4 separate regions of the Homo sapiens genome follow, and all the other regions are linked to region 1. A link is a contact called in ENCODE Hi-C or POLR2A ChIA-PET data. All regions are on one chromosome and are shown on one strand. Each heading gives the region's core, a stretch centred on a gene start or an enhancer-like site at or near the end of the contact. The rest is flanking DNA. Distances are from core to core; before and after follow the strand shown.

The links. Hi-C counts contacts between places; a loop is a spot of excess contacts on that map. ChIA-PET counts read pairs that join two places held with the same protein, here RNA polymerase II (POLR2A). Pooled maps may share reads with other maps.
Region 2: a pooled map shows a loop between it and region 1 (6-fold over the local background). The contact joins the promoter of TOMM40 here to the promoter of ETHE1 in region 1. A Hi-C loop is called at or near these places in 3 of 37 single-sample maps with no recorded cell type and 7 of 50 pooled maps. POLR2A ChIA-PET finds 5 or more read pairs at or near these places in 1 of 52 experiments (OCI-LY7).
Region 3: a loop to region 1 is called in a pooled map, with 3 times the contacts of the local background. The contact joins the enhancer-like site here to the promoter of ETHE1 in region 1. A Hi-C loop is called at or near these places in 1 of 50 pooled maps. POLR2A ChIA-PET finds 5 or more read pairs at or near these places in 3 of 52 experiments (BJ, activated CD4-positive, alpha-beta T cell and endothelial cell of umbilical vein).
Region 4: a loop to region 1 is called in a pooled map, with 4 times the contacts of the local background. The contact joins the enhancer-like site here to the promoter of ETHE1 in region 1. A Hi-C loop is called at or near these places in 2 of 50 pooled maps. POLR2A ChIA-PET finds 5 or more read pairs at or near these places in 3 of 52 experiments (AG04450, CD4-positive, alpha-beta T cell and activated B cell).

What each region holds. Positions count from the first base shown.
Region 1 is chr19:43,525,951-43,528,536 of GRCh38, reverse strand. ETHE1 (ETHE1 persulfide dioxygenase) reads left to right here and starts at 1,336. Exons shown (of 7, transcript NM_014297.5): 1 at 1,336-1,440; 2 at 1,878-2,022; 3 at 2,188-2,336. The coding sequence starts at 1,360. RefSeq lists a silencer at 1,185-1,374 and enhancers at 1,985-2,164, 1,680-2,184, 2,185-2,586.
Region 2 is chr19:44,889,946-44,892,531 of GRCh38, reverse strand. TOMM40 (translocase of outer mitochondrial membrane 40) reads right to left here and starts at 1,278. Exons shown (of 9, transcript NM_001128917.2): 1 at 843-1,278; 2 at 72-139. The coding sequence starts at 1,116. RefSeq lists a silencer at 942-1,581 and enhancers at 1,892-2,051, 2,221-2,586.
Region 3 is chr19:44,769,424-44,772,009 of GRCh38, reverse strand. No RefSeq gene overlaps it. Among named protein-coding and RNA genes, the nearest start is that of CBLC, 7.2 kb to the left of the region's middle. Within about 2 kb of position 1,274, at least 4 of the 41 ENCODE cell types and tissues checked have a DNase peak (open chromatin) inside an H3K27ac peak, as active enhancers do.
Region 4 is chr19:44,690,956-44,693,541 of GRCh38, reverse strand. No RefSeq gene overlaps it. Among named protein-coding and RNA genes, the nearest start is that of CEACAM16, 6.9 kb to the left of the region's middle. RefSeq lists an enhancer at 1,039-1,108. Within about 2 kb of position 1,286, at least 23 of the 41 ENCODE cell types and tissues checked have a DNase peak (open chromatin) inside an H3K27ac peak, as active enhancers do; they include CD4-positive, alpha-beta T cell, where a contact is called at or near this core.

The DNA.
Region 1 (2,586 bases), core at 87-2,586:
TCTACAAAAAAAATTCTAACAATTAAAAAAAAAAAAAAAAGCTCTGCCCCTAGGCTGGAAATCAAGGCTGCTCTGATGTCACAAAGTGACATAGATCCTCCAGATGAGAGTGGGATGTCCTATTCTCACTACTGCTACGATTACAAAGAGCAGACTTTCTGACAGCTCATGACTTGAGACTACAGTTTTTCAGCCCCAGGTCCTTGGTGTAAATGAACACAAGCTCTTTTCAGAGGTTCACACCCCAACAGAAGATGAATAATCCCCAATCTGATTATTCAAGAGATAATGCAAAATTATCTTTTTTTTTTTTTTTAAGATTTCTTCCTGGAAAGAGAGAAACATTCCTGATAAAATGCTTATGCAATTTCTGGATGAACTTTAATGGGATCAAGTGTTGTTCTGGTAACCAGGCACCCACTCAAAAGTCCCTCAAGATATTAATGACCTGGAACCGAACGAATATCTTTTTTTTTTGAGACAGAGTCTCCCTCTGTCGCCCAGGCTGGAGTGCAGTGGCGTCATCTCTACTCACTGCAACCTCTGCCTCCCGGAACCGAACATCTTTTTCTAACCATGACTATCCTACCACCTGCTAGAAAACGGCCCCACGGGACGCGGTGGCTCACGTCTGTAATCCCAGCACTTTGGGAGGACAAGGTGGGAGGAACGCTTGAGCTCAGGAGTTCGAGATCAGCCTGGGCAACATAGTGAGAACTCCGTCTCTGCAAAAAACAAATTTTATATACATGTATGTGTGTGTGTGTGTGTATATATATATATGTATATAAATATATATATAGATATAAATATATATATATAAAATGTCGGGTGTGGTGGCAACGTGCCATAGTCCCAGCTACTCGGGAGGCTGAGGTTGGAGGATCGCTTGAACCCGGGAGTTTAAGGCTGTAGTAAGCTGAGATCGAGTCACTGCACTCAAGCCTGCGTGACAGAGCGAGACTCTGTCTCAAAATAAAACAAAAGAAAAAGGAAAAAAAACGGCCCCGAGGCTATGAGTGTACTGGGGCCTCTCCCTGGGTTTCTACTTCTCTCCCTATCTCTGTTCCTACATGAGTATGTCTGTGTGTCTCTGAGCGTCTGTCCCTCGCACTTTGAGTGTCTCCCTGTTCTCTGTTTTTTCTGGGTCTCAAAGCGTCCAGGCATTGCACTCTGGCTTTCCTCGGTCTCGCCCTCGCCCCAGTCCCGCTCGGCGGTCCCCCGCCCTCTGCCCCAGGCGTCCGTGGCCCCTTTAAGGCGTGCTCCGCCCCCGCCCCGCCCTTCCCGGGGTCAGTGCCGTAGCGCCCGGCTCCTGCAGGCGCTCGGCCTCCGCTCATTCCTGACCCCGCAGTGGGCGCGATGGCGGAGGCTGTACTGAGGGTCGCCCGGCGGCAGCTGAGCCAGCGCGGCGGGTCTGGAGCCCCCATCCTCCTGCGGCAGGTGCGGGTGGCTGGACCTAGGAGGGGACTGCTGGGCACTAGGCGGCAGCAAGGACGGAACTCCGGGGTCTCTTAATAGGGAGAGATCCGGGGGGACCCACGCCTGCATCTTGCGGAAAGCGGGGTGGAGGTTTAGGGCTGGACTCTTGGGTCCTTTAAAGGTGAGTGGTCTGGGGGCCTCTGGGCTTGGGGCCAGACCCCTGGGTCCTCTATGAAAGAACGTGCTGGGGACCCTGATTTTGGGATGTTAGGAAGTTGGAACTCTTTTGTTCTGATAGGGGAAGGTAGTGGGGCTCCGGACTCCCGACTCCCGGGGAAAGAGTGGGCTGGGGTTTCTGCTTCTGGATCTTAGGAAGAGGATAGGGTCAGTCTGGACTACTTGGCCTCCAGTGGGTGGAAGTCCGGTTCTGCGCCCTCACCTGGGTCCCCCGTTCCCAGATGTTCGAGCCTGTGAGCTGCACCTTCACGTACCTGCTGGGTGACAGAGAGTCCCGGGAGGCCGTTCTGATCGACCCAGTCCTGGAAACAGCGCCTCGGGATGCCCAGCTGATCAAGGAGCTGGGGCTGCGGCTGCTCTATGCTGGTCAGTCCGGGGACCAAACTCATGGATCCCAGCGGGGCTGGGCTGCAGCGTCAGTGGAATGGGAAGCTGGGGCCCAGAACTCCTGAGTCTGAGGGAGAAGGATCTGGGCTGGGACTCCCAGGTCCTTTCTGTACCCTCCGGACCTGTCCCTCCTCTCTCTCCCAGTGAATACCCACTGCCACGCGGACCACATTACAGGCTCGGGGCTGCTCCGTTCCCTCCTCCCTGGCTGCCAGTCTGTCATCTCCCGCCTTAGTGGGGCCCAGGCTGACTTACACATTGAGGATGGAGACTCCATCCGCTTCGGGCGCTTCGTGAGTTGGGTGCTGGGTCCCCAAGAGGGTGGTGGCCTGGACTTCTTAAACTTAAGGGAAGAGGGGACTGGGGGCCTGGGATCCTGAGTCCTTGGGGAGGAGGGACCTCAGGACCTGGGTTTCTGACCCCTGAGCTCATATTTCTGGGAGGGGGGCACCATAAACCCAGGTGGGGCACTGGGGCAAGAGGCTCTGGGCAGGTGGGGCACTGGCGGAACTCCTAAGTCAACAGCATTTAAGGAGTTTCCTT
Region 2 (2,586 bases), core at 29-2,528, 1.4 Mb before region 1:
CGAGTGTGCAGATGCAGGGAGGGGGACGGCGGGGACGATCTCTGGTGGGTAAGGACACCAGGAAGGCTCACCTGAAAATGGTTACTCAACCCTTTGTTGACTGTGAGCTTGACACCCTCCATCTGAATGGGAAACAGCTCTGGAGAAGAGAAACGCTGTCACACTCCACTCCAACCCCACACCAACTCTCATCTCTTCCTTCCCTACCACCCCCAGCTCTCTCCAGAGACCCACAGCAGAACATCTCACAAAGGATTCCACCTGTAAAGAGGCAGTACAGCCTAGTTAGACAGGGCCAGGGCCTTTGCTTGCTCAAATCTCACTGCCACCAAGCTGAGCAACTTTAGGTCAAACTCATCATCTGAAAGATGGGACCCTCACCACACAGAATTGTCCCAAGGATCTAATGAGTTAACGTATAATGAACACCAGAACAGAACTCCATAAATCTCCACCACTACTACTACTCTAATTGCTCCAGGCTGGGATCCGGAGGCTTTGGGTCCCATACCCAAGGAACCTCGCTGACACCTTGCTGACACCGTGACCTTGGGCCTCAGTTGCCTTCCCGATCACAAGAGAAGTCTGGCTTGGCTGATCCCGGGGCTCCTCAGGTCCCTAAAGGCTTTTCTCTACTGCTATGACATTCCATCCCGTTTCCAGCATTTGATTCCATCATTCTAAGCCCCAAGTCCAACGTTCCACCATTCGATCCCAACATCACCTCCTAGTGCTGTTAAATAATTCCAATGGTGCGCGCCAAATCCCAGAGTCCCCAGTGTCCTCCCCCTTCCCCCGAGATCCAGGCCATCGCAGCCCAGCGGGGGCCCCTCGCCCCTCACCCTTGCACTTCCGGTGGCACTCCTCGAATGTGCCCGGGTTGGGCAGGCAGCCGCAGGCCCCATCCTCGGCGGCCCCTGAGGCGCTGGCGGTTGCAGCCCCGGGGGTCCGTTCCGAACTTCGACTCGTACTGGTGCCGGCGCCCAGGCTGCCTCCCAGCGGCGGCAGCGTGAAGCCCGGCGGCGAGGGCGGAGGTGGCGGCAGCCCCACGAGGGCCGGCGCAGGCGGCGGTGGCGGCCCTGCGGGCGGCGAGCTGGCAGCCAACACGTTCCCCATGGTCGCCTGCTAGGGGAGAGGTCAGAGGGCAGAGGTCAGGGCCCGCGCGCCCCCGACTCAGCCCCAGCAAATCCGCACCCGGCTCCGGCCCCGGTTCTCACTGGCGGCGGCGCCTGCTCCCGGCCTGGGCTCCGCTCCCACCCCGTGCGCCACGCGCAACCGAACCCGCTGCCGCCGCCGCCACCACCGTCGCCCCGCCCCACCTAGCCCATTGGTTTAGTGTGCCCTGAGGCCCGCCCACCAGCGTCAAGACTCGGTCTTCCCATTGGACTTGTGCATAAAGTCCCGCCCACTTTCCCTGAAATGTCCTTTTGTATTGGTTCTCACTCGCAGGGTAGCCACGGCGCCCCTCCCACCCTTCCCATTGGCTCGCAGCGCCTGCGCCTATTGGCTCGCGTCGCCGCGGGTTCCGGTGCTAACCCGCCATTGGTCTGTGCTGAGCATTTTGCCACGCCCGCTGAGGCATCGCCCCGCCTCTCTCCTGGAGGAGGCCCTCTTTTGATTCCGCCCCGCGGCGAGGTTGCTGTGATAATTGGTCGGCTTTGACCCTTGCAGCATTTTGATTGGCTCCAGCGTGTACGGGGTCGACCTTGGTGGCGTATCAGCTTGGTACTCTCATTGGCTAACGTTCCAGGGTCGAAGGACAGGTAAAGGTGGGTTGCGCGGCAGAGGCGGCTAGGCAGCAAGGTCAGGCCTCGCGTCCCACCAGGCACCGCGGCAGCCGGGCCCCCACCCCACCTCTGGTTCGGAGTAGCCGACCTAAAACCGGAAGTGCTGGCCCTTCCCAGAGTGCCTCGGGAGAATTCTAATCTGTTCTGCGAACCCTGCGCTGCTCCTCGTTACCCACAATGCCCTCATCACCTCTTAGCGAAACAGTTGCCTTAGACCCACCCCTTTCGTTACCCATCATGCCTCTTGTTCCTCGCGTCACTGCGGCTTCTATCTTTGGCCCATTCATTCCTCTCCCATTACCCATCATGCCTCTGCCCCATTCATTTGAGCTTCATTGCCCAGACTACTTTTAGCTCCAGCCTGCCTGCTCACTTTCGTCGTTCTTCCGGCCCTTCTCTAATTAGCCATCATGTTTTGGATCCATGAACTCCTGTCCGTTACCTCCCTTGCCCCCGGTCCCTATTTTTCCATTATTCATCACTCTGCCTCTGGCCCATTCATTCAGGTTTATTATCCGTCATGCCTTGGGCTCCTATTACAACATTATTCATGATTTTGCCTTTAGTCTACTTTTACTTGCCGTTTATTCATTAAACTTGAGCCTCTTATACTTTCGTTACTGCTTTTTTAATTTTTATTTTTTTAAAGACAAGGTTGGACTCTGTCACTCAGGCTGGAGTGCAGTGGCGCCATCATAGCTTACTGCAGCCTTGAACTTCTGGCCTCAATCGATCCTCCTACCTCAGCCTCCAGAGTAGCTGAACTACAGGTGCGTGCCACCACGCCCGGCTAACTTTC
Region 3 (2,586 bases), core at 25-2,524, 1.2 Mb before region 1:
TCTAAACACAAAGAAAAGATAAACGAGGTGATGGATATCCCAGTTACCCTGATTTCATCATTGCACATTGTATACATGTATCAAAACATCACATGTACCCCCACAATATGTACAACTATGTTATGTCCAAAAATACAAAAAAGGGAGAGTATGTTATGGGTTGTCTAGAGCTGGAAGGGTGTTGAGGGGAAATAGGGAGTGACTACTAATGGGTATGAGGTTTCTTTTTGGGGTGAACAACTGTTTTAAAATAGAATCTGGTGAGGCAGGCATGGTGGCTCACGCCTGTAATCCCAGCACTTTGGGATGCTGAGGCAGGTGGATTGCTTGAGCTCAGGAGTTCGAGACTAGCCTGGGCAACACAGTGAAACCCTGTCTCTACTAAAGTATAAAAAATTAGCCGGGCATGGCGGCATGCACCTGTAATCCTAGCTACTCGGGAGGCTGAGACAGGAGAATGGCATGAACCTGGGAGGCAGAGGTTGCAGTGAGCTGAGACTGAACCATTGCACTCCAGCCTGGGCGACAGAGCTAGACTCCATCTCAAAAAAAAAAAAAAAAAAAAAAGTCTGGTGATAATTGCACTATTTTGTGAATATACTAAAGTCACTGAATTGTACACTTTTTAAAATTTTATTTTTATTTTTATAGAGACGAGGTCTCTCTGTGTTGCCCAGGCTGGTCTTGAACTCCTGAGTTCAAGTAATTCTCCCACCTCGGCCTCCCAAAGTGGTGGGATTACAGGCATGAGCCACTGCGCCCGGCCAGAATTGTACACTTTAAAGAGGTAAATTGTATGGTATACACATTATATCTCAATAAAACAGTTAGGCTGGATGAAAAAGCCAAATACCGCTCATTCTTACTTGTAAGTGGGAGCTAAACGTTGAGTACTCAGGGACATAAAGATGGCAACAATAGAAACTGGGGACTGCTAAAGTGGGGAGGGAAGAAGGGAGGGGGCAAGGGTTGAAAAACTGTTGGGTACTATGCTCAGTACCTGGGTGACGGGATCAGTCGTACCCCAAACCTCAGCATCATGCAATATACCCAGGTAACAAGCCTGCACATGTACTCCCTGAATCTAAAATGAAAGTTGAAAAAAATAAAACGAAATAAAGCTATTGAATAAAAAGTGGAGACCTGAGGATAGCCACAAGAGGGCGCTCTGAGCACAGAGTTACCACCTCCCTTGGGAACGGAGTTTCTCGGCCACGCCTCAAACTATGGCCATACCTTCGAGGCCCTGGCCACGCCTCTGGGACTGTGGTCCCACCCCCAAGGGCCTAGCCCCACCCCTACACCTTAACCACACCCTCAGGTCCTGGTCACACCCTCAAAGCAGTGTCTGAAGCAGCCCATTCACGCCCCCAGCTCCCCAGACTCTGACCACAAATGCATGCACAGACTTAGAGATACTCGGAAACACAGAACCTTAAACCATAGACTTTTCTTTTCTTTTTTTTTTTTTTTGAGACTGAGTCTCGCTCTGTCGCCCAGGCTGGAGTGCAGTAGCGCGAACTCTAGTCACTGCAACCTCCGCCTCCCGGGTTCAAGCGATTCTCGTGCCTCACGCTCCCGAGTAGCTGGTATTACAGGCGCATCTCACCACACCTGGCTAATTTTTTGTATTTTTAGTAGAGACGGAGTTTCACCATGTTGGCCAGGCTGGTCTCGAACTCCTGACTTCAAGTGATCTGCCCGCCTCGGCCTCCCAAAGTGCTGGGATTACAGGCGAGAGCCACCGCGCCTGGCCAAAATCACAGACTCTTAAACCATGACTTTTACTTTGAAATCATTTGTTTTTCTTTTGAAATTATTTTAAAGTTACAGAGAAGTTGCAAGAATAGTTTCAGACATTACGTCCCTTTGCCTCTAAATGCTTCAGTTGCATTTCCAAGTGTAAGGACGTTCTCTTACACCACCACAGTACAGAGGAGCAGTGTACATTTCTCAGTGACAGTAGTATCCAACAGTGCAGCCTGTATGCAAATTGCCAGCTGTCCCCAAACTATCTGTCATAGCAAAAAGTTTTCATCTCTTCGGTTTCCTTCAGTCTGGTACGGTTCCTTGGCCTTTCTTTGTTTTTCATGGAATTGACATTTTTGAAGATTATAGGCTAGTTCTTTTGGAGAAGGTCTCCTTGATTTGGGTTTGTGTGATGTTTCCTTGTGATTAGATTCTGGTGGCAGGAGTGTTACAGAAGTGATGCTGTGTCCTTCTCTGTACATGATATCAGGAGGCACACGATGCTGGTTGTCCCAAGAATGCTGACAGATTTGGTCGGTTGGTTATGGTGAATCATGGAATCCCAGACCTATCGATTCACCAAGTCAGTCTCTTCCATCCCTGGGCCACAGTTTCCCTTTCTATAAAGTAAAAGTCTGGCTTATGTGAAGGTCTGAAAACACACTTAAAGAACAGATGTGTTCGGCTGCGCGGTGGCTCATGCCTATAATCCCAGCACTTTGGGAGGCCGAGGCGGGCGGATCATGAAGTCAGGAGATCGAGACCATCCTGGCTAACACGGTGAAACCCCATCTCTACTAAAAATATAAAAAATTATCCGGGCGTGGTGGCGGGCGC
Region 4 (2,586 bases), core at 37-2,536, 1.2 Mb before region 1:
GCTGAGGCAGGAGGATCACTTGAGCCCAGGAGATGGAAGCTGCAGTAAGTTGTGATCACGCTACTGCACTCCAGCCTGGGGGACAGAGTGAGACTCTGTCTCAAAAAAAAAAACAAAAAAACAAAAGTTGTAGAATTCTTTTCTCATTCCTTTAGAATGGTTAAAACAATTTTTTTTTTCTTTTTTGAGATGGAGTCTCGCTCTGTTGCCCAGGCTGGAGTGCAGTGGCACGACCTCAGCTCACTGCAACCTCTGCCTCCCGGGTTCAAGCGATTCTCCTGCCTCAGCTTCTCGAGTGGCTGGGATTACAGGCGCATGCCACTATACTCGGGTAATTTTTATGTGTTTTCAATAGAGATGGGGTTTCACCAGGTTGCCCAGGCTGGTCTCGAACTCCTGCCCTCAAGTGATCTGCCTGCCTCTGCCTCCCAAAGTGCTGGGATTATAGGCGTGAGCCACCGCGCGAGGCCAATGGTCAAAACAATTTAAAAACCACTTTTTATTATGGGAAATTCTACGCACCCATCGAAAGCAGAGAGAAGAATGGTGTCTGCCCTCGCAACCACATACCCATCACTCAGCTCATAGGCAATCTGGTTCCCTCTCCTCACCCACGGCCCTCTCCTGTATTATTTGAAAGCAAATCCCAGCCATCAGATCATTTTATAGCTATTTCTGCCTGTATCTTTAAAAGATAAGGACTCATTTAAAAATAACACACTCACAATGCTATCATTTCACCTAAACAGTGAACATAAAAATCAACAATTCCTTAATATCTTCAAATGCTCAGTGTTCGAGTTTTCTGTTGTTCAGCAAAGCCATGATTTCTTGAATAATATCATAATTCCTTTTGGGCAGCCATCACTCAAATCTAATTTTAGAACACTTTTATCACCCTGGGAAAATTCCCTTCTGCCAGGATCGAAAAGTGGTTCAATATTTTGAAATTTCTGCCTCAGCAGTGAAGTGCTTTCTTCTGACGGAAACTTACCTGGAACCCCAGTGTGTTCAACATGTAAACAACACCTCAACCCACACCTGTCCAACCCCCCAACCGCCCCCCCGGTACAGGATCCCCATCCAGGGCTGTAGGCAGACCCGGGGGGTGGGAGAGTTGGTGGACAGTGGCTGTGTATACCTCTAGTGGTCTATCTACATCCATTGACCCTGAGACCCTAGGAACCCGCACAAAACCTTTTTGCACACAGAGTTGAATCGGGAGGGCAGGGTTTTCCCCGTGAATCATAGTGACTCTTGGTCATGGCCCAGCCCACTTCCTTCCCTGCCACCAACTTACTCATTTGTAAAGCAAGGAGCCACAGCCCTGAGAATCTAGGGTGTACCAGGGCTCGTGGGAAGAGGAGGTGGCAGAGGGAAGCAGTGTGCCCTGGTGGGCAGAACTTGGGTGGAGAGAGCCTGGGAGCCGGGGATGGGCGTGGGGGGCGTCTTAGTTCCCGTCAAGGACACTGGTCTCAAGCTAATTAGGCCAAACATAAACACGGTGCCTGAAATTCCACCATCAGCGAGACCTCCTTTGGGTTAAGCATCACTCTCTCCCCTGTGCCCTTTGTAGAGGGCAGACACCTCTGCCTGGACACACAGACCCCACTTGAATGGGCATGGATTGCATCTTGGTTCACCTTCCTTTCAGGCTGGGATGAGCAGAAGACAAATTTTCGGTGTTAGAAACTTTGGTTTTGTTCTCAGCTTGTCCACTGATACCCTGGGTGACCTCACCTTTTTTTTTTTTTTTTTGAGACAGAGTCTCGCTCTGTCGCCCAGGCTGGAGTGTGGTGGCACAATCACAGCTCACCGCAGCCTTGACCTCTTGGGGTTAAGCAGTCCTTCCACCCCAGTCTCCCAGGTAGCTGGGACCACAGGCACACACCACCACGCCTGGCTAATTTTTAAATATTTTTGGCCCAGTGCGGTAATTCACGCCAGTAATCCCAGCACTTTGAGAGGCCGAGGTGGGTGGATCACTTGAGGTCAGGAGTTCAAGACCAGCGTGGCCAACGTGGTAAAACCCCCGTCTCTACTAAAAATACAAAAATAAGCCAGAAATCGCTTGAACCCAGGAGGCAAAGGTTGCAGTGAGCCGAGATCGTGCCACCGCACTCCAGCCTGGGTGACAGGGAGAGGCTCCATCTCAAAATAAATAAATAAATAAATAAATGAAAGTAAATAAATAAATTTTTTTGTGTGTGCAGACTGGGTCTCGCTGTTACCCAGGCTCATCTTGGACTTCTGAGCTCAAGCGGTCCTTCTGCCTTTGCCTCCTAAAGTCCTGGGATTAAAAGCATAAGCCACTTTGCCTGGTCAGCTTCACTTACTTAACCTCAGTTTCCTCATCTGTAAAATGGGGATAATCACAGTACTAGGTTGGTGCAAAAGTAATTGTGGCTTTTGCCATTACTTTTTTTTTTTTTTTTGAGACGGAGTCTTGCTCTGTCCCACAGGCTGGAGGGCAGTGGCACAATATCGGCTCACTGCAACCTCTGCCTCCCTGGTTCAAGCGATTCTTCTGCCTCAGGCTCCTGAGTAGCTAGGATTACAGGCGCCTGCCACCACACCCAGCTAATT